2 separate regions of the Homo sapiens genome follow, and region 1 is linked to region 2. Evidence: chromatin loops called from intact Hi-C (ENCODE). Cell type or tissue: CD14-positive monocyte. All regions are shown on one strand. Links, peaks and the distances in the headings refer to the core of each region. The heading gives the core; the rest is flanking DNA.

Region 1 (7,179 bases), core at 4,577-7,076, 50 kb before region 2:
TGTCCCGTTCCACGCACATGTGGCTTCCCCGCCCGGCCCTCCCTCTGAGCGTCCTGGCCTCTCCTGCATGCCTGTGTCCACACGCTCCCATGCCACCCTAGTTTGACCCCTGACCCAGCCTTCCTCCTGCCAGCGTCTTCCTCCCAGGTGAAAGCATCTTCTCTCCCCAGCGACCTGTCCTTCGACAACAGTGACCTGGTGATGCTGAAATCCCTCCTTGCAGGGCTCAGCCTGCCCAGCAGGGACGACAGGACCGACCGAGGCCTGGACGAAGAGGGCGAGGGTGAGTGGGGCTGCCAGGGGCTGCTGGAAGCAGCTGCGGAACAGTCCTACAGGGCCTGGTTTTCCCAGCGCACAGCCAGCCCTGGGCCGTCCGAGGCGTCCCGATGGGGGCTGTGTGAGCCTGGGACCTTGCTGGCTGGCCCCTGACCCACCTCAAGGGGACGAAGCACTGACTGGTGCCTGACAGAGCATCAGCACACCTGCCCCCCGGCACATCGCCCCGCCCCGGCAAATGGCCCTCCCCACCCCCCCGTCCCTGGCACATCCACCATCCACCAGTGCTTGTCCGAGGTGTCCCTCCCCAGGAAGCCTCCCCTGGTCCTACTGGGCAAGGCTTGTCCTTGGTTTTTCCCTGCCTGAGGTGACACGGCACCGCAGCACGTCTCTCCTGTGCCGCCGGAAGAGCGCCAGGCCCGGGTCCCAAGGGGCCATCCCGTCTTGTGCCCAGTGGGTCCTGGCCCACATTGCGAGAAACCCAGCAGGGAGAGACTCGCAGAGGTGCATGCGCCGGATCCAAAGGCAGCTCCCGGCTCCTGGCTCCACCCCATTTGTGGAGCGCTGCTGTGTGCAGGCACCTTGGGAGCCTGGGCAGTGGCCGCCGTGCTCTCGGGAGGGCAGGTCCTGGTGCCTCAGTGTGGCACGTCCTGCCGCTCCCGCCCTCCTGCAGCACTGCCACTGTCTTCCAGAGGAGAGCTCAGCCGGCTCCTTGCCCCTGGTCAGCGTCTCCCTGTTCACCCCTCTGACCGCGGCCGAGATGGCCCCCTACATGAAACGGCTTTCCCGGGGCCAAACGGTGGAGGGTGAGTCAGGCCCTGCTTCACCCACGCCAGGTCAGCGCCCTGGGTCCCATGGGGCTGCGGGCAGCAGCCAGTAGCCATTTGGGCACTGACTTTGGCGTGAGCCTGGCCCACGCTGGGCTGTGGGTGGGTGGGCTGTTCCTCACAGTGGGGAGCACCCCCAGAGAGGGCCTTAGAAACTCAGGGGCCCAGGGGAGCTGGAGGTGGCTGCTCTGCTTCAGGCACAGCAAAAAGCAGGGGAGCCCCCTAAGGTGGTGGGGGTACAGCAGGAAGAGGTCAGGCGGGTGGGCAAGACCAGCGGGTGGGCAGTACCGGTGGCCGCTGTCAGAGGACAGCCAAGGCTGAGCGGCCCGGATGGAGTCGGGCCGTGGGGACACTTGGTGCTAAGAGCACCCTGGATATGGGGCTGCCGTGAGGGGTCAACCCCTCTCCTTGGAGGCCACTAGTAGGGGCAGGGCCGGGTATTTGTGGAGCTTGGGGGCAGGTGACTGCCTGGGGCGTCACTGGGCTCATGCTTTCCAGTGCTTTCTGTCCTGTGGTGCTCGGGGCCTTGCCCCCTCTGGGTGGCTGGGGTGGGGTGGGCAGAGGTCTGCCTGGGCCCTTCAGTTCTGGTCTGGCCCTCTCTCTGTGTCAGATCTGCTGGAGGTTCTGAGTGACATAGACGAGATGTCCCGGCGGAGACCCGAGATCCTGAGCTTCTTCTCGGTGAGCTGGATGGGGCTGAGGGAGAGCTGGGAGGAGCCACTCCCTTGGGGAACCCCAGCAGGGCCACCACCCCAACATGGCGTGCCCGCGCTGAGCCCCAGGGAGTCCTCTGAGGCTGGGCTTCGGGTGGGGGCCCCAGCCCAGGTGTTCACAGTCAAGCCGCCGCCAGAGCAGGCCTGCCTTCAGCCCCGGGCTGGGACCGGCCAGTGGCACGTGCGTCCTGCCTTCTGGATAGGGGCCTAGGGTCCCTGCCGTTGCCGCCAACCATCACGAGACCAAGAGGTGAAGGGGCCTTGATGGGGGCTGGACCCCTTGGTCACACACCTCCCACCTTTCCCCCGGTCAGACCAACCTGCAGCGGCTGATGAGCTCGGCCGAGGAGTGTTGCCGCAACCTCGCCTTCAGCCTGGCCCTGCGCTCCATGCAGAACAGCCCCAGGTGAGGCCACCGCCGGCCTCTGTCCCGCCGCCACCGCTGGGCCCTGCTAACCCAGGTCACCGCTTGACCCGCCTGGTGGCCAGACCAGGCTTCCAGGCGGCTCAGCTCGCCCTGTCGGGTGGGGGTCTGGCGTGGGCACAGGGTGGAGGTTCCCACTGAAGTGTGTGGGTCTTTCAGCATTGCAGCCGCTTTCCTGCCCACGTTCATGTACTGCCTGGGCAGCCAGGACTTTGAGGTGGTGCAGACGGCCCTCCGGAACCTGCCTGAGTACGCTCTCCTGTGCCAAGGTGAGGACTGGCCCCCCGCCCAGGGCCCTGGCAGCCCTCGGGGAGGCCGGAGGTGCGTCCCCCGAGGGCTGGCTCTTGGGAGTCCCGAGGTCTGGTCACTGCGGCCAGGATGTTGTGGCCAGCGTGACGTGCAGGGCCCCGTTTCCCCCACAGAGCACGCGGCTGTGCTGCTCCACCGGGCCTTCCTGGTGGGCATGTACGGCCAGATGGACCCCAGCGCGCAGATCTCCGAGGCCCTGAGGATCCTGCATATGGAGGCCGTGATGTGAGCCTGTGGCAGCCGACCCCCCTCCAAGCCCCGGCCCGTCCCGTCCCCGGGGATCCTCGAGGCAAAGCCCAGGAAGCGTGGGCGTTGCTGGTCTGTCCGAGGAGGTGAGGGCGCCGAGCCCTGAGGCCAGGCAGGCCCAGGAGCAATACTCCGAGCCCTGGGGTGGCTCCGGGCCGGCCGCTGGCATCAGGGGCCGTCCAGCAAGCCCTCATTCACCTTCTGGGCCACAGCCCTGCCGCGGAGCGGCGGATCCCCCCGGGCATGGCCTGGGCTGGTTTTGAATGAAACGACCTGAACTGTCTGTGTGCTCTCTGGTGTCCCATGTCGCCCTCTGGCCAGTGAGAGCCTCAAGGACCCTGGCCTTGGCTTCCCAGCCCCACAGTGCAGGGAGTTGAGCAGGGTCCGGGGTGGTGGAGACCAGGGCCAGGCTGGGCTCTCCCTTGGGCCAGCAGTTCCCGCAGGTGTTGAGGGTCGGGGGATGCTGCCCACTTGGCCGCCCCCGCCCCACGTCATGGTCTCCCTGTCGAGTGCCGGCCCTGGGCCCTGCCGGGCCTCAAGTCCTCTGCCCACGGGGTCGGCCTCTGTTGAGTGAGTCCGGCCTTGTCAGGCTGCGTGGGGGACTGGCCCAGCTGACTGGTCTCTCTCTCCTGCACTAAAAGGATCAACAAGGCCCTGAGAGCCTCAACTGTGGGCGTCCCTCTGTGGGAGCTGAGTTGGGGTCCCATTCCAGAAGAGTCCGAGTAGCCGGTGGTGCTGCTCGTCCTGCCTTTGCAGGCACCAGCTCCCAGGGGAGGGTCTGGGAGGGTCCTAGTGCATGCGGGGCGGAGCTTGGCATGGGGCCCTGTTTGCTGGCCCGCAGTGCACTCTCCTCCCTCCCAGCCAGGTTGGGGTTAGAGCCGCCCACCCCTCTGTCCTCGCTGCACCGGGGTCTTTCCAGCACACAGATGGGACCCGTGCTCTCCCGGTTCCCCATGAGTGCTCCCAGGTCAGCCAGGCCCCGGCTGCCCTCCACCCCAGCCGCTGTGGCTAAGAAGCTGACCCAGGCCCTCCTGCAAGCCCAGGTGGCGCGAGGCCTCAAGGTTCTAGTGATGCTGTGGCCTTGGGGGATGCCCCGCAACAGCACCCAGCAAGGGGGCAGCTGGGCTCCAGGCCCACAGCCTCCCAGCCCAGCCCCTGGCCTGCACACCTGCACCACCTGCCCGGGCCCCTGGGCACTCCTGCACCCGCCTGCCCACCCTCGGATTCTTCCAGGCTGCACAGGGCCGGGGACCAGGTCCCGGGTGGGGTGAGCCAGTGCCGGGTCTGTCACCAGGCGTGCCTGTCCACAGCTGGCTCCTGTGGCTCCGGGGGACTGGGAGGCTGCTCTGGGAGTGACTTGGAGGCCCATGGGCCGCTGAGCCGCCTCCATCCCAGCTGTGCGCGGCCGCCCTCCCCCACCCTTGCCCTTAGTGCGTTGCCTTCAGGCCCTTGGTGCGGGCACCTCTGCCCTGGGTCTGAATGTGTGTTAGGGTTAGGGACAGGGACAGCAGTGAGGAGGCCTAACAGGCCGGGGTGTGGGGTGAGGCCCTTCCTGCTCTGTGGTTGGCTCTCCTACCTCTGCGCGGATAAGGGGCAGGGCCGAGATTTGAGCCCTGGGGCCCTGGAGCCATGGGCTGCCCCAGGGTGGGGCTGGGCTGAGTGGAAGCAGGGCCCAAGGTTTGTGCAGTGGGAAAGGGCCCTGGAGGCTCAGCAGATGCAGGGCAGGGATGTGGATGCCTCCCCAGCCCCCAGGGGTGGGGCGTGGATGCAGGGAGGCATCCTCATACGGGGTGGGTGTGTGCAGGCTGTGCCGGCTCAGGGATCAACGTCAGGGCCCGTGTCCATCCGAGTCTTAGAGGACAGAAGCGTGCTAGGGCTTGGCGGGGACATGACCCGATCTCATCTGAGACCGAGTGAGCACGGGCCCACCAAGCCCTCCGGCCCCAGTGCCTGCTGTATGCCCCACACCCAAACCCCAGCCTCCTGAGGGCCAGGCTGCCTCTCCCGGGCCTGGATGTGGGGCCTTTGCCAGTCCACACCTTCGGGATCCCGACCCTTCTCCCCAGGTGCAACACCCCAGCTGTGTCGCCGCGTCCCCTCCAGCCAGGAGCCACCCTTACCCGATGTTACACCCTCTGTGGGCTCCTGGGGAACCTCCTCCAGGTTGGCTTTCCACACCCCACAGTCCGGAGCCTGCTGCAGCCTCGCCAGCCTCTGGTCCTCTGCTCTCCTGACATCACTCCAGCCAGGCTGCGGGGTGGGGGTCCTTCCAGCCGAGGCCTGCCCGCCTCAGGGTCTGATCAGGGAGGGAGGGAGGTCCGAGCTCTGTGGGCCCAGAATCCAGTGCCTGGGTTGAGGACAGGGAAAGGGAAGGACACTGCTGCCAGGCCCGGAGGCCAGTCCGTGTGTCCCAGCTGGGTGCAAGCCTGGGCCCTTCATGGGGGTGCGTGTATCTGGCTCAGAGCAGCCTGTGACAGGTAGAGCCCCAGGACGTTGGCTGGGGTCGTGGACCAGGCATGGGGAAGGAGGATGGGGAGGGTGCTGAGGGCAGGGCCCTGATCCTGGGGCCTGGGACCCTCTGGGCCTCTTGCTGCCTGGGCCTGTGTTCACTCCCGCCCAGGAGGCAGCAGAGGTTAAGCTAAGCAGAGGCATCCGGGGGAAGTAGCTGGCCTGGCGGGTGGCAAGGGCTCAGGTGAGGGGTATCGGCTCTGGTGTGTGTGCCAATTGGGGCCAGGATGTGCCAGGCGTGCCTGAGACCCCACCCACCCACCCCAGGGTGATGATCCCAGGGCCCGGGGCCTTGGTGGCTCACAATTACGACACCCGTGGGGCAAACAGTCTCTGCCTGGCCCAGGGCCTTAGGGCTGACAATTGTGGCACCCGTGGGGCAAACTTAGCCTCTACCTGGCCAAGGGCTTCCATAACCTCTAGAGGGTGTCCCAGGCCTGTCCCCACCATAAGGGGAGCCCCAGGGGGCATGTCTGGCCTTGGCTGCCGGGGTGGACCCCAGGTTCTGTGTCCCAGAGGTGAGAGGCCTCTGCGATCTGTGCTGGGAAAGATGGGGAAGACGCCTGAGAGGGAAACTTGACTGCGCCTGGACAGAGAAATGGGTAGACTGGAATCTGTGCCTGCGGCGGGCACCTGGCAGGGGCCGGTGTGAGCAGAAGTGTGGGTGTTGGAATGACGGTGCCGACCCCAGGTTGGACAGGGGGCTGCGAAATGGACCAGGGAGCCCTGGGTCAGGCCACGATCCACGCCTGGCCTCTCCCTCCCTCCGGCTCCCCAAGTTCCTCACCACGGCCACTGGGCCCAGGGACCCTGGGAACCAGCCGTGTGGGGCACCCAGCAGGACCCCTGTGCCACTGGGTGGCTGCTGGCAGGTCCCGGGCCGTCTGTTCTGGAACAGTGGAGGATCTGGGATCAGCACCTTCCTGTGTGGCTGTGGCTGTGAGCCCCTCGCCCAGGGTGACCACTAGAGCCCAGGACTCAGAGGGTCCAGCCCAGACTCCACAGTTCCCTTCCTTTCAGGAGTGGAGGGAGGCCCAGGAGTATGTCTGAGCCAGGCCAGGCAGGGTCCCAGCCCCTCCCAGTGGTTCCCGGCAGTCCCGGGCTGCCTTCTCCAGGCGGGGACGGGGCGGGGCCGGGGGATGCCATAGTGACAAGCTCACTTGCTGCTTCAGTCTCAAAACAAGTGCTTCTGGGTTTCATTTTCAGCTCTGGCTGGGGATGGACCCTGACCTTCAAACAGGCCAGACGGTGGCAGCCACAGGCTGAGTGTGGGCACCTGGGGCCTGAGCGCCCTCGGCAGCAGGAGTGCAGGTCTCCCCATGAGGTGTCTCCCCCATTCACCCCGGGAAGCCCAGACAGTGGCCCGAGGTCATGTGGCAGGTAGGGTGCAGGGCAGGAGCTGCTTGGGGGGCCTGGGCCTCCCCCAGCTCCCTTCCTCAGAGCAACCCAGACCCCTGACCCAATTAGGCCCAGGCCCAGCCAGCGGTTGGGGTCATTCCAGGTGCTTCTGAAGAGAAGGGTATGGCTGAAGCCTCCTCTGGGGACAGCAGCCCCTCTGTCCTGGGAAGTGGCCTGTAGGAAGCTGAGCATGGGCAGGCAGAACTGGACGTCCCAGTTCTTTCCAAACCCCCTCACTGGGCCAGGCCCAAAAGGACACCCCATGGCGGGCCCTGCTGGGCTCACGGGGGACTCAGGGTTGGACCCCAGTAGGCCTCCGCCAGGGTGTGGTGGGCACCCTCTCTGTGGAAGTTAGGAAGGGCTGTTGAGGGAAGGTGGCATGGCGGGCTGGGTCTTGAGCGGTGGGGAGGAGTTGGGCCCATCCACTTGTAGCGGGGCACAGGGCTCTGGCTGACCACCAGCAGGGCAGGCGGAGGGA
Region 2 (15,585 bases), core at 5,268-7,767:
CATCCCCGACCAGGGCAGAGCCACTGGGCCAGCCTCCTGCGCCATGGCCCTCCCCAGGCCTGCACTGGGTCTGGGGCCACCTCCCTGTTGTGGGACCTTTGCAAGACCCCGTTTTCCATGGAAGTGAGGACAACAGTGACAATGACACGCCTCCCCAGGCGTAGCCCCTTCTTCTGACCTTGAGTCAACCAGTCCCCAGGAGGGTGGGCGGGATGGGGCTGGGGAAGGTGAGCTTGACAGCTTCTCCACGTGCTGCTCCTGCCGCCTCTTCCCCCTCACTCCCAGCTCAGTCTGTCTCTCCCTCCCTCTCTGTCTCTGTCTCTCCCTCCCTCTGTCTGTCTCCCTCTCTCCCTCCCTCTCTGTCTCTCCCTCCATCTGTCTCCCTCTCTCCCTCCCTCTCTCTGTCTCCCTCTCTCCCTCCCTCTCTGTCTTTCCCTCCCTTTCTGTCTCTGCCTCTGTCTCTGTCTCTCCCTCCCTCTCTGTCTCTGTCTCTCCCTCCCCTTCTGTCTCTGACTCTGTCTCTGTCTCTCCGTCCCTCTCTCTGTCTCTCCCTCTGTGTCTCTGTCTCTGTCTCTCCCTCTCTGTCTCTCTCTCCCTCCATCTCTCCGTCCCTCTGTCGCTCCCTCCCTGTCTCTCCCTCCATCTCTCTGTCTCTGTCTCTCCCTGTCTGTCTCTCCCTCTCCCCCTCTCTCTGTCTCTCTCTCCCTCTCCCTCTCTCCCTCTCTGTCTCTCTCTCCCTCTCTCTCAGTCTGTTTCTCTCTCTCCCCCCTCTCTCTTCCTCTCCCCACTCCCCCTTTTCTCTCCCTCTCTGTTACTCCCACAGTTTCCCTGTCATTCTCTGCAATGTGGGCTCATCCATTCTGCTTCCAGCAGGCTCAGAAAGTTCTGCTTCTTATCTGACCACTGCAGAAGGCTGAGATGCCGCCAGGTGCCACTTCGTGTCTTAGGGTTGGATGCAGGGGCTGGGGGTGCCCCCTTCTCCTTGGCTTAGGCTGACCTGGGTGTGCCTCCGGCCAGAGCTCTCAGCCGGGCTCAGAAGGCCCCAGGGACCGTGGGAAGCTGTCGTTGCTTGGAGCGGGTGAGGCCAGACCAGAGCAGCCAGCAGCGCTTGGCGAGGCTCCAGGCAGCAGCCAGGTAGCCAGCTGCGCTCCTCCCTCCCCTGGAAGTGGGGGGCCCCTGGGGGACCCCTGTGTCACATGACCCATCAGCTGACAAAACAGGATGACTCAGCCAGCAGCTGTCGGCCCCCTGAAATAATGACAAAAACAATTAGCAATCCAAGCAGTAGCCTTTCCTTAATTATCTCCTCCGAGTTTAATTAACTAGCTAAATTATCAGCAGTAATGTAGGCATTAATTATGTCAAATTACAGTGTAAAACTCACAAAGTGTGGAAAATGTCAATTCAGCTTGGCTCACCTGCCAAGCGGGGGTGGCGAGGGCGTGCATGTACCTGTGCGAGTACCTGTTTGTGCCTCGGGGCCGGCGGGGCCATCAGGGCTGGGGCAGGGGGCAGGGGGCAGGGGGCAGCGTCTGCAGGGCTGGACGGAGGGAAGACACCGGGGACAGGGCGGGTGGGGCCCTGGGGACACCGGCGGGGGTGATGGGGAAGCTTTGGCTCAGACTGAGGGAGGGAAGGGAGCCTGTTCCCGGACCAGATGGCCAAGATGCTGAATTATTAAATTATGAATATTAATACAAATCAGACACAAAAGAGGTAATAATTTTGCTGCCCTACAGAAATAATTAACATAATTTTGATAAATTACATGATAAGAGAATCTCAAAATTGAGGTAGATTTATCTTAATTAATATCTTGGACCAGCTCCGAAAGGTAAATTGTTCCTTGGGGGGTTGGGGCAGAGTGAGGCTGGGGTGGGATTCGGCCCCTGGCCAGGGCCCTGGTCTCTTTCTGTCACAGAGGCTGGGGTGGGGGGACAGGGTGGGAAGATTGAGGACCCAGTCTGACTCAGTTGCACTGGAGCACCTTAGGCGAGGGGCGGCCCTCTCTGAGCCTCAGTTTCCCTTTCTGGGAGCCTGGGTGGCCGGCCCAGCTGGCCTCACGGGGCCTTCAGCGGGGACTGGCTGGGAGCTGTGGCTTTGGCCAAGCTTTTGCCACCCAAATGCTCTGGCCGAGCCCGGGGACACCTGCCCTCCAACTGAGCCACACACCTGCCTATTTACCTGTGCACACCTGGCCAGGGAGACTGAGGACCCAAGAGCTCGTCCCAGCAGCTTGTCCCATTTCTGAAGGGTCTGGGCCAGGCCTCATCCTCTTCAAGCCTCAGTCTCCCTTTGGTACAATGGGAGTTGGGCTGCACAGATGCTGAAGACTGTTGGCCACCCCCTCAGGTCTCACTCCGTGCCACTGCCATCCCTCTGCGGGGCCAGCCAGTCTTGTGGTATGGGGGGCAGTTAGCAAACCTCCAAAGATGGGGAACCAGCCTTGTGCAGGGGCACCAGGGCACCCAGGACCCCGCCGGTCCTCAGACTCTAGCAGCCTGGCCTCCCATGTCCTGGGACCACAGACAGCCCCTCAGGTGCTTGTCACCCAGAGGCCAGGGCTGTGTCAGGGCATGGGGCACCTGTGTGGCTTTAAGGCCTGCCATCTGCCCCCTGGCCCTCGGGACACCCTGCCGTTTGCTTACTCTGGCAGCACTGGCCTCTGCAGGTTTCGGACAACCCGGGCACACTGCCTGATGGCCCTGCTGTCCACAACATTCTGTCCTGGAGTGGTCGCCCCGACCTCCCCAAGTCTTCAGTGGGTCTCCCTGACCACCCCCGACGAGGGCAGGGACTTGATCTGTCCACTCGCCGCTGTATACCCGGGGCCTGGCACATAGCAGGTGCTCAGCAAAGTGTCACTGAATTGATTTGTTGATGAACACAACGTCTTTCGTGCGAGGTATACATCACATCTGATGTGTCAGACACCGTGCACGGCACCCACTAAACATCCGGCCACATCCGCGTTCCAGGTCCCGTCCCAGGAGCCGGCCGCATCCCCGTGGTGAGCGCTGCACGCCTCTGCACCCTGCCTTCCGAGGCACAGAGCCGCCTTCTGCACAGTCCGCACTCTGTGTCACATGCGGGAAATGACACGCTCCACCATCCGTGAGCCACGGAGCCCGGAGACTGTCCCCCGCGTTGAGTAGGGTGTGGCCCCCTCAATTCCTGGCACGGGACGCCCATGGGATGCGTGTTACGTATCAGTCACATCACACACATGTGCATACTAAGCCAAGGAGGCTAGGCTCAGGGCCTGGGTTACCCCCAACCCTGGAGTGTGTGCACACTCATGATTATACGTGGGTGTTCATGCAAGCACGTGTGTTCATGAACGGGTTTTTGGTTTTTTTTTTTTTTTTTTATGGAGTCCGGCTCTGTCGCCCAGGCCTGGAGTGCAGTGATGCGATCTCAGCTCACTGCAACCTCTACCCGCTGGGTTCAACCAATTCTCCTGCCTCAGCCTCCTGAGTAGCTGGGAATACAGGCACACGCCACCACGCCCAGCTAAGTTTTGTATTTTTGGTAGAGATGGGGTTTCACCATGTTGGTCAGGCTGGTCTCAAACTCCTGACCTCAAGTGACCACTCACCTCAGCCTCCCAAAGTGCTGGGATTACAGGCGTGAGCCACCGCACCCGGCTCATGGAGGTTTTTCCTGAGTGCAAATGTATGTGCCTGTTCTTACAAGAGAAATAGATGGGGCCGGGCGTGGCCTGTAATCCCAGCACTTTGGGAGGCCAAGGCAGGCAGATCACGAGGTCAGGAGATCAAGACCATCCTGGCTAACACGGTGAAACCTCACATCTACTAAAAATACAAAAAATTAGCTAGGCGTGGTGGCGGGCGCCTGTAGTCCCAGCTACTCGGGAGGCTGAGGCAGAATGGCGTGAACCCGGGAGGCAGAGCTTGCAGTGAGCCGAGATCGCACCACTGCACTCCAGCCTGGGCGACAGAGCGAGACTCTGTCTCCAAAAAAAAAAGAGAGAGAGAAATAGATGGGGAGAGGCACTGAGTCACCGAGTCATCCTTTCTGCCCCCTGGCCCTCTGTTTCCTCGCCTGTGTTGGAGCGAGTTCTGACTACAGGTGCCGCCGGGAGGAGCCTGGATCATGCTCTGTAAAGCAAGGTGGTAGCAATGTCCCCAGACCATGAACTCCCAGAACAGCAGCCAGGCCCAGCTAAGGGAACTTCCTCCAGACCAGGACTGGGACACAGGAGCCTCCACTGTTTGGAGGAGGAAACCGGGGCTCCGAGGAGTTCAGGGACCCTCCAGGGTTGCACGGAGCAGGCAGGTGGAGGGAGCTGGTGGCAGCCAGGTTGGGCTGGGCAGGAAGCAGCCACCAGGGGAGCCACCTGGCCATACTGGTGGGTTTCCTGCAGCCTGGCCAGCTCTGGACTCTGCCGCTCCAACAGGCCTGGAGGAGCTGAGGCGGCGACCTGGCCCTGCCAGCAGAGGAGGTGGGTGCATTCAGGGATGAGGGGCACATGGTGGGCATGCTGGTCAGCCTTGCCAGACCCTTACCCCTGCCCTAGCCGGAATCAGAGGCCTCCCCCAACACCTGCCCCCCCCACCTGGACATGGCTTCTTCCAAGAACAGGGTGCTTACTACCTGCCAGGGCTGCTCCGAGCAGGTATAGCAATGGAGACCATGGCCTGCTTACCTCCCAGCAGAGGGGAACAGGCAATGCACAGACGCACACATGTACAGAGCGTGTGGCCTCAGGTCCCGTGAAAGGCCCATGGCAGGTGGAGAAGAGCAGAGGCCGGGCAGTGCTGTGCTGTCAGGGCAAGGCAGGGCACACCCCGTAGGGTACGAACCTGCAGGTGCAAAGGCCCGGGCAGGTGGAAGTGGTGCAGAGACAGCGAGGAGGAGGAGGGCGAGGAGGAGGAGGAGACGGGGTTATGGGAGCTGGAGGGGTAACAGGGCCCGGAACACTGAGTGCCTTGAGACTGTGTTTCAGCCAGGCTGGGCGTACAGGCAGGATTCTTGGTCCGAGACAGTTTACAGGCGAGAAGCCAGGGCTGGGAGCAGTGTGGAAGAACGCTAGCACTTCAATGGACTGGGCAGATGCGTTTGCCCTCTGCCTCAGTTTCCCCATCTGTGAAATGGGAGAACGAAGCTCACCTCACAGGCAGCCCTGAGCCCTGACCTGGGTGGGTGGGGCGGGCTTTGTGAACCACTAGGCTCACGTTCAGTGAGGCACACAGTGGTGACCCCTCTGGGGGTGCTGGCTGCGACCCACAGGGCTCCCAGCACTAGACTCACAGAAGCTGCAAAAGGGGAAGGCCCCGGGCTCTGGATGACATCAGAGGCAGGTGGAACGCAGGGTGCCAGAACTTAGGAATTGGCCAGGCTGTGTGTGACGTCAGTAGGGTGGAGCACAGAGTGCTGGGGCTTAGGCATTGGCAGGTTTTTGTGTGACATCAGATGGGGGTGGAGCAGAGTGCAGGGGCCCTAGGAATTAGCCAGGTTTTGTGTGCCGTCACTGGGGGGTGGGGGGGGGGGGTGGAGCACAGGGTGCCAGTCCTTAGGGATTGGCCAGATTTTTGTGTGACGTCAGATCGGGGTGGAGCACAGGGTGCCAGGCCCTAGGGATTGGCCAGGTTTTTGTGTGACGTCAGTTGTGGGTGGAGCGTAGAATGCGGGGCCCTAGGGGTCGATCAGGTTTTATAGTGAAGTCAGATGAGGGTGGAGCGCAGTGTGGGGGCCCTAGGGATTGGCCAGGTTTTTGTGTGACGTCAGATGGTGGTGGAGGGCAGACTGTGGGAGCCCTAGGGATAGGCCAGGCTCTGTGTGACATCAGAGCGGGAATGGAGGGCCAGGTGGTTCTTGTTCTGTCTGCAGGGTGAGAATATTGGACGTGATTCTAAAGACTAAGCCTTTGGAGAGTATCAGGCAGGGGTGACGTTCCATCTGGGTTTGTTCTTTCTTACATGTTTAATTAGGTAGCATTTCAAATGCAGAAAAGCACAGGAAACAGTTATTCTGTTGGGTAAACAGCCATTTACCCATCACCAGGACTAAGCAGATGCGAACACTGTGCCCTGTTTGGACCAGATCTCTTACCCGAGCTCCCTTTTTTCTTTTTTCTTTTTGTTGAGACGGAGTCTTGCTCTGTCACCCAGGCTGGAGTGCAGTGGCGCGATCTCAGCTCACTGCAACCTCCGCCTACTGGGTTCAACCAATTCTCCTGCCTCAGCCTCCCAAGTAGCTGGCACTACAGGTGCCCACCACCACGGCTGGCTAATTTTTGTATTTTTAGTAGAGACGAGGTTTCGCCGCGTTGACCAGGCTGGTCTCGAACTCCTGACCTCAGATGATCTGTCTCGGCCTCCCAAAGTGCTGGGATTACAGGCGTGAGCCACCGTGCCTGGTCCAAACTCCCTTTTTAAAAGAACCTTTTTATTTTAAAATATTTAGATGTACAGAAAAGTTGCAAAGACAGCGCAGAGAATTCCTGTACACCAGTACGGTCTCCCCTAATGCTAACATCTTACATTACTTTGGTGCGTTTGTCACAGCTAAGAAACCCACATCAGCACATGACTCATCGTGAAACCCCACACTCTCCCCCGATTTCCTGTGCCTCCTATTACCCGTTTTCTGCTCCAGCTCCACCTCCAGGAGCCCACGCGACACAGCATGCTCAAATCTCCTGGGGCTCCTCTGTTCTGTGACTTTGACAGTTTTGAGGAGTGTTGCTCAGGTATTTTGCAGAATGTCCCTGGACTTGGATTTGTTGAGGCTTTTCTCGTGGTCTGATTGAGGTTCTGGGCTTGGGGAGGGAGACCACAGAAGTGACGTGCCCTTCCTAGTGCATCATCGGATCTGGGTTCTGGGGAGGCGGGAGAAGGGGCAACAGGAAGGGGCAGAAAGGGGATGGGAGAGTGGGCGCCTTAGGGTGGTGGGGTGGACAAGACTTGGGTGTGGGAGAGGCTTGAGGGAGGAGTTGGGGTGGTGGCCAGGTGGGTGCTGGTCAAGGACGTCGGGTCTGGAACTTACGGCTTTGAGACTGGAGCGGTTGGGGAGGATGTCTTGTTTCTGGTCTAGGTACTTGGGTGGGGGTGGGCTGCTGGCAGAGCCAGGGGCCAGGAGAAGGGCCTGTGGTGGAAGCTGGCTCTGCTCCCCTGACATCCTGCCCCCCACTCGTTTGTCCGACATGAAGGCTCAGGGCCACCCCTCCATACTCAGTGAGGAGGAAAACCTGAGGGTCTGGCATCCTCGTAATTAATTCATCAGGCGCCATGCTGGGATGTCTGAAGATGTGCGAGTGTTTAATTACAAACTTCTACATAACCATGCGCTTTAATTACCTGGGGCTGGGGAACCCTCCCACCTCGTGTCCAGCTCCAGTTGTCAGAGGGGTCTGGAGAGCCAGGTGGGGCAGCTGGTTCCCCAAGGCCACTGAGGCTGGAAATGAGGGCTGGGGAGGAGGGACAGATCCGGAGGTGGGAGCCCTGGATGGGACTGCAAGAAGTGCAGGTGAGGGTGCCCCTGACACCCCTTCTGTGTATGGCACTTAAGCCTGGGCTGTCTGAGGCCAGGGTCTCAGCTGGGGTCTCTGAGGGTCTGTGTGGCACTGGTGTGCCTTGTGCCACCTAGGGTCAGGCAGGGACCTCCATGAGGACAGGGTCCTGGGCTCCACCGAGAGCTCACTGTGTGGCCCTGCACCAGTTACCTCCTGCCTCCTGCACAGTTTCCTCATCGATGAATGGGGCTCATTGCAGCCGGCAAGCAACCCCTCTCCACTACTAAACAATGGGGGGTTACTCATAGTGCCCTCAGCCTCTCTTGGTTTCTGTTTTCTACTCATCCATCAATCCATTACTCACCCATCCATCCATCCTCCATCCATCCATCCATGCCTTCTCCCGCACATTTATCCACCCACCCATCCATCCATGTAACCATCTATCCATCCATCCACCTATCCCTATCTATTCATCCAGCCACTCGCTCACCTACCCATCCACCCATCCATCCATCCATCCATCCACCCACCCACCCATTCACCCATCCACCCACCCATCCATCCACTCACCCACCCATCCATCCACCCACCCATCCATCCACCCACCCATCCACCTATCCATCCACCCATCCATCCATTCCCATCTATTCATCCAGCCACCCACCCACCTACCCATCCATCCACCCATCCATCCATTCCCATCTATTCATCCATCCACCCACCCATCCACCCATCCATCCATTCCCATCTATTCATCCAGCCACCCACCCACCTACCCATCTACCCCACCCATCCATCCATCCACCCACTCATCCACCCCTCCACCCACCCATCTATCCCCATTCATCCACTCATCCATCCATCCACCCACTCGTCCATCCACCCATCCACCCACCCACTCACCCATCTATTCCTCCCTATCCATCCATCCAACCATCCACTCATCCACTCATCCACCCACCCATCCATCCATCCCCATCCATCTATCCATCCATCCATTCATCCACCCACCCACCTATCCACCCACCCATCAACCCACCCATTTATCCATGCATCCATTCATCCATCCACTCATCCACCCACTCATCCATCCCCATCCATACATCCATACATCCATCCATCCACCCATCCATCCATCCACCCATCCATCCATCCATCCACCCAGTCATCCATCCATCCATCCATCCATCTATTCACCCACCCATCCACCCACTCATCCATCCATCCATCTGTCCACCCACCCATCCACCCACTCATCCATCCATCTATCCATCCACCCACCCATCCACCCACTCATCCATCCATCCACCCGCCCACCTATCCACCCACCCACCTACCCACCCACCCATCCATCCATCCATTCATCCATCCACTCATCCATCCATCTCCATCCATTCATCCATCCACCTATCCACCTAACCATCCATCCATCCATCCATCCCTCCATCCATCCCTCCCTCCCTCCATTCACCCACCCACTCATCCATCCACCTATCCTCCTAACCATCCATCCATCCATCCATCCATCCCTCCCTCCCTCACTCCCTCCCTCCCTCCCTCCATTCACCCACCCACTCATCCATCCATTCATCCATCCATCCCCATCCAGCAATTGCAGTGGATGTTCACAGGGTTATCCTGGCTGCCCAGCATTTGAACACACACAAGCAGGTACCTGACTTAGCTCAGCCTAGCAGCACACCTGACCAAGACCAAGTGGGTGGACAGATGTCAGCCTGGATACCCCTGTGTGTGTTTGGTGTGTGTGTGAGGGGCGGGGTCAGGCATATGGTGATAGCCCAAAGGGACATCATGGTCAGTGCTGAGCCTTGTGGTCTCAGGCCTTCTCACCCTGGGGAGAGTTGAGGATTGAGCTGTGGTAAGGGTCTGACACCCCCAGCACCCACACCCAAGGATGGAGAACAGAAGTTTCTAACTCTGCTTCTGTTGTTATCTGTGGCCCCGAGGGGCGTGTGCATGCGTCAGTGTGGGGGTGTGACTGTTTGTGCTTTGTGCCCTGTGGTAGTGAGTGAGGGTGGCCGCTCCTGCCCACGGCATGTCCAGCCTGCTGTGGTCTTCAGGGACAGGCCCACTTCAGGCTCCCCTCTCAGAGCCTCAGTTTCCCCAGCTTTGCAACGGGACCATGGAAGGCAACCTGACCTGGGCCTCAGGCTGGTTGTGGGGATGGAATGAAGTAGTAACGTGGCATCCCCCGTATCACCAGCACATGAGGGCCCCTGAGACTCTGCTGTGTGCAGGCCGGGCTGCAGATCTGCCTTCCTATGCTCCACACCTGGGCCCATTTTCCAGATGAGGCTAACAAGGCTCAGAGAGGGGAAGCGACTTTCCCAAGGCCACACAGCCAGCTGGGGGCACAGCCAGGTGTGCGTAGAGCTGTGTGTGACTGTGTCCTGGGGGAGGGACAGGAGACTCAGGACAGCAGGCCTGGTTGGGGGGCAGGCGGGGAGGAGGCTGGGCAGAGGTAGGGACGCACTTGCCCAAGGTCATGCTTGTTAGGGACGTGGCCAAGCCAGGCTGCTTTTCTCCACCCCGCCCCAGGGCCCCCGGCAAGGCCTCCCCACCCAGCAGGTGCAGCCTGAGTTCAGGGCCTGCCACTGTGCTTGGCAGAGGCTCTGGACAGCAGTGGATTCTGCCCGGCTGGTCCGGGGGCTCCTGCTGTGTTGACACCCGGGCCAACGCCATCTGTCCCTGGCAGCCCGGTACTCTCCACCCAAGATGCCTCCCCTTTAGAGTGAGATGCTGGGGGAGGTGGCGGGGGGGGGGGGGGGCGTGGGGCGTGGCTGGAGATGCGGCTGCCGTAGACAGAGGCACTGGATTCCCACCAAAGACAGCCACAGGCACCAGGAAGGACCCCACGCGGGGCTGGACCACCCTGAGCCCCCAGTCCCTGCACTGGCTCAGACCTTCAGGGATTCCTGGAATCCTGCACTGTCTGGGGTTTGGGGAAGAACTGAGAAAAGTGATGTTTTATCTCCCACCCCGCCCCAACCCATTGTACAGATGGGGAAACTGAGGCCCACGGGGAGTCAAGCACCTGCTGAAGGCTGCTCAGTGAGTTTTCACTGCAGCCCAGGGCCCCGGCCTCCCAGCCTGCCCTGGAGGTGGCTGCCCACTCCAGTCCGGTCTCCTAACTCATTTTGCCCCCAAATCCTGAGAATCCTCTCCCTGAACTCCACCTTTCTGGCCATGTAAGATACTGGTGACAGCTCAGAATGCCTGTCTCCATCACTTCCCAGATACCTATTGCAAGGGGTGGGAGGTTGGATGGGTTTATTCTCGTAAATAACTATTAATTAACAAATAAAGATGAATTTACTAGGAGTTGGGGGCAGTCGTTGATTGCAGAGACTCAGCAACTAGGATGCTGGGCTCAAAGCCGGCCTACGACTTTCTCCTGCGTGACTCTGGGCAGGTGACTTGACTTCTCTGTCTTGGTTTCCTCATCGGTAAATGGGAAGAGTTAGTGACGCAGCAGATGCTCTTATTACACTCCTGGTGTGCGTTTAAGGCTCATAGTTGTCCTCGCTTTGCAGCCAGGAGACCCAAAGCGGAGATCCCCCACTGCCCGCCCCTCCAAGACCCTGCGAAGTCCAGGTCCGGGTACCAGCGTCCTCGGTCACGCCTACAAGGGGCGTGGCCTGGAATCGGGCGGAGTCTGAAGAGGCGGGGCACCAAGATAGTCTTTAGGGGCGGGGCCTCCGGCTGTGGGCGGGGCCTCGTGGCCCGGCGCCCTCCCCGCCCGCGTCCAGCTGAGACCGCGTAGCCGGCAGGTGGCGCTGCGGCGTTTCCTAAGAAAGCGGCGGGCGAGGCCCCGCTGGGCGCTGGGCCAGGTGCTCCCACTTGCACGCCAGACGCGGGGTGCGCACCGGTTACAGGTGCGCCCGACTGCACGCACACCAGCTGCATGCGTGTGCATCCATTACGCACGTGCACCCGCGCGCGCAGGCCTGTGCGGCCCACGGTCACCCTGGCTCCCTGACCCAGACCCATTCCATCCTGAATCCCTGGTTCAGGCTGTCTCCAGGCCTTTGCTGCGCCCTTCTCCAACCCTGCAGCCCCGGGTCTGGAGCCTTCCCGCACCTGGCCCATAGCCCACTTGGCCGCTGGCTTGCTTTCTTCAGAGCACTCCAAGTCTGAGGGACTCCCGGGCGGGAGTTGCAGGTCCCCCCAGCCTGGAGGGAGCACTTCTACCTGGCAGCATTGCAGCGCTGGCCCAGATGCCCGCTGTCAGCCAGGCAGGCCCGAGGCAGGGACAGCATCTGTAGTCAGGCAAGGCCTTGAGCTGGGAGGGCACCAGGCAATGCCGTGCACAGCTCAGACCCATCCCAGGGCAGCGGCCCTGACCCCAGAGCTGTGACATCGACCTCAGCACCTGCACCTACCGAGTGCCTGCGTGGTGTTCGCTACTTCCCAGGGGTTGCCACTGAGGTTGGAGAGGGGTGGGCATGGGCCAGGGTTACCCATGGGTGGGGCTAAGACCCCAGGTCCAGGGGCTTCCGAAGCCACCCTGGACAGCCAGGTTACCTTAGATGGAGGGACAGTCGGCCTTGGCCTCTGGGTCCCACCTGGGCTTAAGTGATTCCCTCCAAAGGGACCCCAGGGTGTGGCTTGGAGGGTCAGGAAGGGCCCAGCTCTGCCTCCAGTCCACAGCGTATGGTGGGCAATCTCCTGCCCTCTCTGGGCCTCAGTTTTTCTGTCTGTCCGGTGGGATTGCAGTGCTTAGCCTACCCCTGAGGACGGACTGCATGCTCTGTTCCCGTGTCATAATCTGTCCGGGGTGAGCCCAATAGGTGGGTTTATCTGGTACCCTTTGGAGCGTCTGCCTTTCCACACGTGACTTCCCCAGCACCAGCAGCCTCAACCTCCCATCTGTGCAATGGGCCAGTGATGCTGCCTCACAGGGCTGTTGTGAGGGAGGTGAACACATACGCTGGGAAAGGGCTGTTGAGACAGGAGTCACTTGCCCAGGGAGGCCTCGCGCATGTACATGTGCTCGTGGGTGTGATGCATGTCAACGCAGAAGTACACACAAAGAACCCTTGCCACGACAAGCACCCTGCGGCAAAGACGCCCACACCGCCCGCACACAGGGCGAACCACAGGCAGGGCCCGCCGGGCGCCCCAGCAGAAAAGAACAGCCATGTACACTCCCCCCACCCCGTCCGCCGCCCCCGATTCCTCCGCACGCACGGTTTATCTGTGCAGGTCAACAGCTTGCATCGTCGGCGCCGCACAATTGTTCGAACACCCCGGATACGCAGAGAACACTTCTTAATTAGATTCTGCAGAACCCTGACACACAAACAAAAGATATTAATATCAAGCGGCACAGCATCAATTGCAGTTTACACAGATCAGAGAACAATTTGGGTGCAAAGAGGTTGTGCGTGCGACGGGTTGTTACTTTACAAGTTGGGGATGTGGGCACGTGACAGGCCTGACTGCCGCGGCTCTGAGCGGAATCTGAGCCCCCCAGGGGGCTGTGGGGAGGGGCGCTGGGGGTTAGAGCTGAGGGCCAGGCCAGGGCTGGCTTAGAGGAAGGCCTGGGTGATTCAGGGAGGGAGGGGACATAGACAGGGCCAGGATATTATTATCACTGTTGTTCCCCGGAACATTAGTCCAGAGATCAGCCCAGGAGCCACGGCCACAAAGCCTTCCCTGAGCCGAGCTCCATCTGCTCTAGGAGGTCACTCAGGGTGGACTGGGACGCTCTGTGCTCCCCACAATGGGGTCTGTTTTGTTTTTTTTTTTCTCTCTCTCTCTCTCTTTTAATAGTTTATTAGTTAAAACTTTTCATTTTTATTTATTTTTATTTTTAGTATTATTATTTTTTGAGACAGAGTCTCGCTCTGTCGCCCAGGCTGGAATGTAGTGGTGCGATGTTGGCTCACTGCAACCTCCGCCTCCCAGGTTCAAGTGATTCTCCTGCCTCAGTCTCCCGAGTAGCTGGGATTACAGGCACAGACCACCACACCTGGCTAATTTTTCTATTTTTAGTAGAGACAGGGTTGCGCCATGTTGGCCAGGCTGGTCTCAAACTCCTGATCTCAGGTGATCTGCCCGCCTTGGCCTCCCAAAGTGCTGGGATTACAGGCATGGGCCACTGCACCCAGCCTATTTTTTATTTATATTTATTTAGAGACTGGACCTTGCTGTTAACCCAGGCTGGGGTGCGGTGGTGCAATCTCGGCTTACTGCAGCCTCAACCTGCCAGGCTCAAGGGACCTTCTCACCTCAGCCTCCCAAATAGCTGGGACCACAGGTGTGCACCATTACACCTGGCTAATTTTAAAATTTTTGTAGAGATGGGGTCTCACTATGTTGCCCAGGCTGGTCTTGAATTCCTGGGCTCAAGCAATCCTCCTGCCCCAGCCTCCCAAAGTGCTGGGATAAGCGTGAGCCATCTCATCAGCAAAACTTCTTTTTTAAAGAGTAGCTTTCTGGCCGGGAGCGGTAGCTCACGCCTGTAATTCCAGCACTTTGGGAGGCCGAGGCTGGCAGATCACGAGGTCAGGAGATCGAGACCATCCTTGCTAACATGGTGAAACCCCGTACCTACTAAAAATATAAAAAAATTAGCCGGGAGTGGTGGCAGGCGCCTGTGGTCCCAGCTACTCGGGAGGCTGAGGCAGGAGAATGGCATGAACCCAGGTGGCGGAGCTTGCAGTGAGCCGAGATCACGCCACTGCACTCCATCCTAGGCAACAGACCGAGACTCTGTCTCAAAAAAAAAAAAAAAAAAAAAGTAGCTTTCTTGCGCTATAATTCACATGTTATGTGTTGAATTGTCCCCCAAAAAATATGTTGAAGTCCTAACTCCTGATACCTGTGAATGTGGCCTTATTGGAAACAGAGCAATTGTAGCTGTCTTCAAGTTAATGTGAGCTCATTAGGGTGGGCCCTAATCCAACATGACTGGTGTCCTTATAAGAGGAAAAACCACGTGTCGGCAGACACCTGGGGAGGAGAGGGCCACGTGAGGGCGGAAGCAGAGGCTGGAGTGATAACGGCTGCCAGCCCTGGAACTCCAAGCATCATCACCACCACCAAAAGCTGGGAGGGGCCTGGGACAGTTGCTCCCCTAGAGGGCTTGGAGGGACGGGGCCCTGCCAACACCTTGATTTTGGACTTCTGGCCTCCAGACTGTGGAACTATAAATTTCTGTTCGTGTTTTTGTTTGTTTGTTGAGACAGGGTCTTGCTCTGTCGCCCGGGTTGGTGTGCGGTGGCACAATCATGGCTCACTGCAGCCTCAGCTTATGGGTCTAAAGCAATCCTCCCACCTCGGCCTCCCGAGTGGCTGGGACCACAGGTGCATGTCAGCACGCCTGGCTAATTTTGTATTGGGTGCCTTGCTACGTTGCCCAGGCTGGTCTCAAACTACTGGGCTCAAGCAATCCTTCCCCCTCCCAAAGTGCTGGGATGACAGGTGCGAGTCACTGTGCCTGGCCATTTTCCATGTTTCTGATGCTCTGACACCTGGGGCATTGGGGACTCAGGGGCCTCCTGTTCCTAGAGACAGCAAACAGCTCCCCGAAAGCTTACCTTTGATATGTGCAAGAACCCGGTCCACAGCCCACCTCTGCCACCTCCTCGGTGGGCTCTCACCCTCGGGCCACCACCCAGCTGCCCCAATCACTCACGGCCAGGCATCAGGCAGCTAGAGGCGGCCTCTACAGGCAAAACCTGCCAACATTATCCCAGCCCCCCAGCCTTAAGCCTGCTTCCCCAGCCTGGCCTCTTTTTTTCCGAGGAAACCCCAGGAAATGCTCTTCCCCCTCGCCCCATCTACAGAGGCTGCCTTCTGACGCAGCCTAGTGCTTCCCGGGTGGCCCCGAGAACTCTGTCTCCTGTTTCCAGGGGACCGTGAGCATCATAACTTCCTCCTCGTGACAGCATTTCCACATCTGCATGTCTCACCACATCAGACTAAAACAAGTCCCAGGTACCCTTAAAACACCCATGGCCTGGGTGTCAACACTGTGTGCCAAGTGGACACTCCACATGGGTGCCACTCTGAGGGATCCCCAGGCATAGTCTCAGGACATCATCCTCTTTAGGCAGAGGCTGTTACTAATGAGGAAA

The links. Hi-C counts contacts between places; a loop is a spot of excess contacts. Peaks named below come from ENCODE experiments on the same cell type or tissue, not always from the same donor. Only the 100,000 strongest peaks of a DNase experiment are listed, where the experiment ranks them.
Region 1: it touches region 2 in a loop (2.1-fold over the local background); 15 of 110 quality-filtered maps call a loop at or near these places.

The regions. Positions count from the first base shown.
Region 1 is chr7:1,466,176-1,473,354 of GRCh38, reverse strand. INTS1 (integrator complex subunit 1) reads left to right here. Exons shown (of 48, transcript NM_001080453.3): 43 at 171-283; 44 at 969-1,082; 45 at 1,714-1,784; 46 at 2,131-2,222; 47 at 2,400-2,509; 48 at 2,663-3,078. The coding sequence ends at 2,778. Among named protein-coding and RNA genes, the nearest start is that of MICALL2-DT, 9.8 kb to the right of the region's middle. RefSeq lists enhancers at 2,829-3,524, 6,309-7,004, 7,005-7,179. In CD14-positive monocyte, for the core only: no CTCF peak of the experiment used is centred there; no DNase peak of the experiment used is centred there.
Region 2 is chr7:1,408,659-1,424,243 of GRCh38, reverse strand. No RefSeq gene overlaps it. Among named protein-coding and RNA genes, the nearest start is that of MICALL2, 43 kb to the left of the region's middle. RefSeq lists silencers at 837-1,131, 11,078-11,377 and enhancers at 4,003-4,673, 4,674-5,346. In CD14-positive monocyte, for the core only: no CTCF peak of the experiment used is centred there; DNase peaks (open chromatin) are centred at 5,373 and 6,583.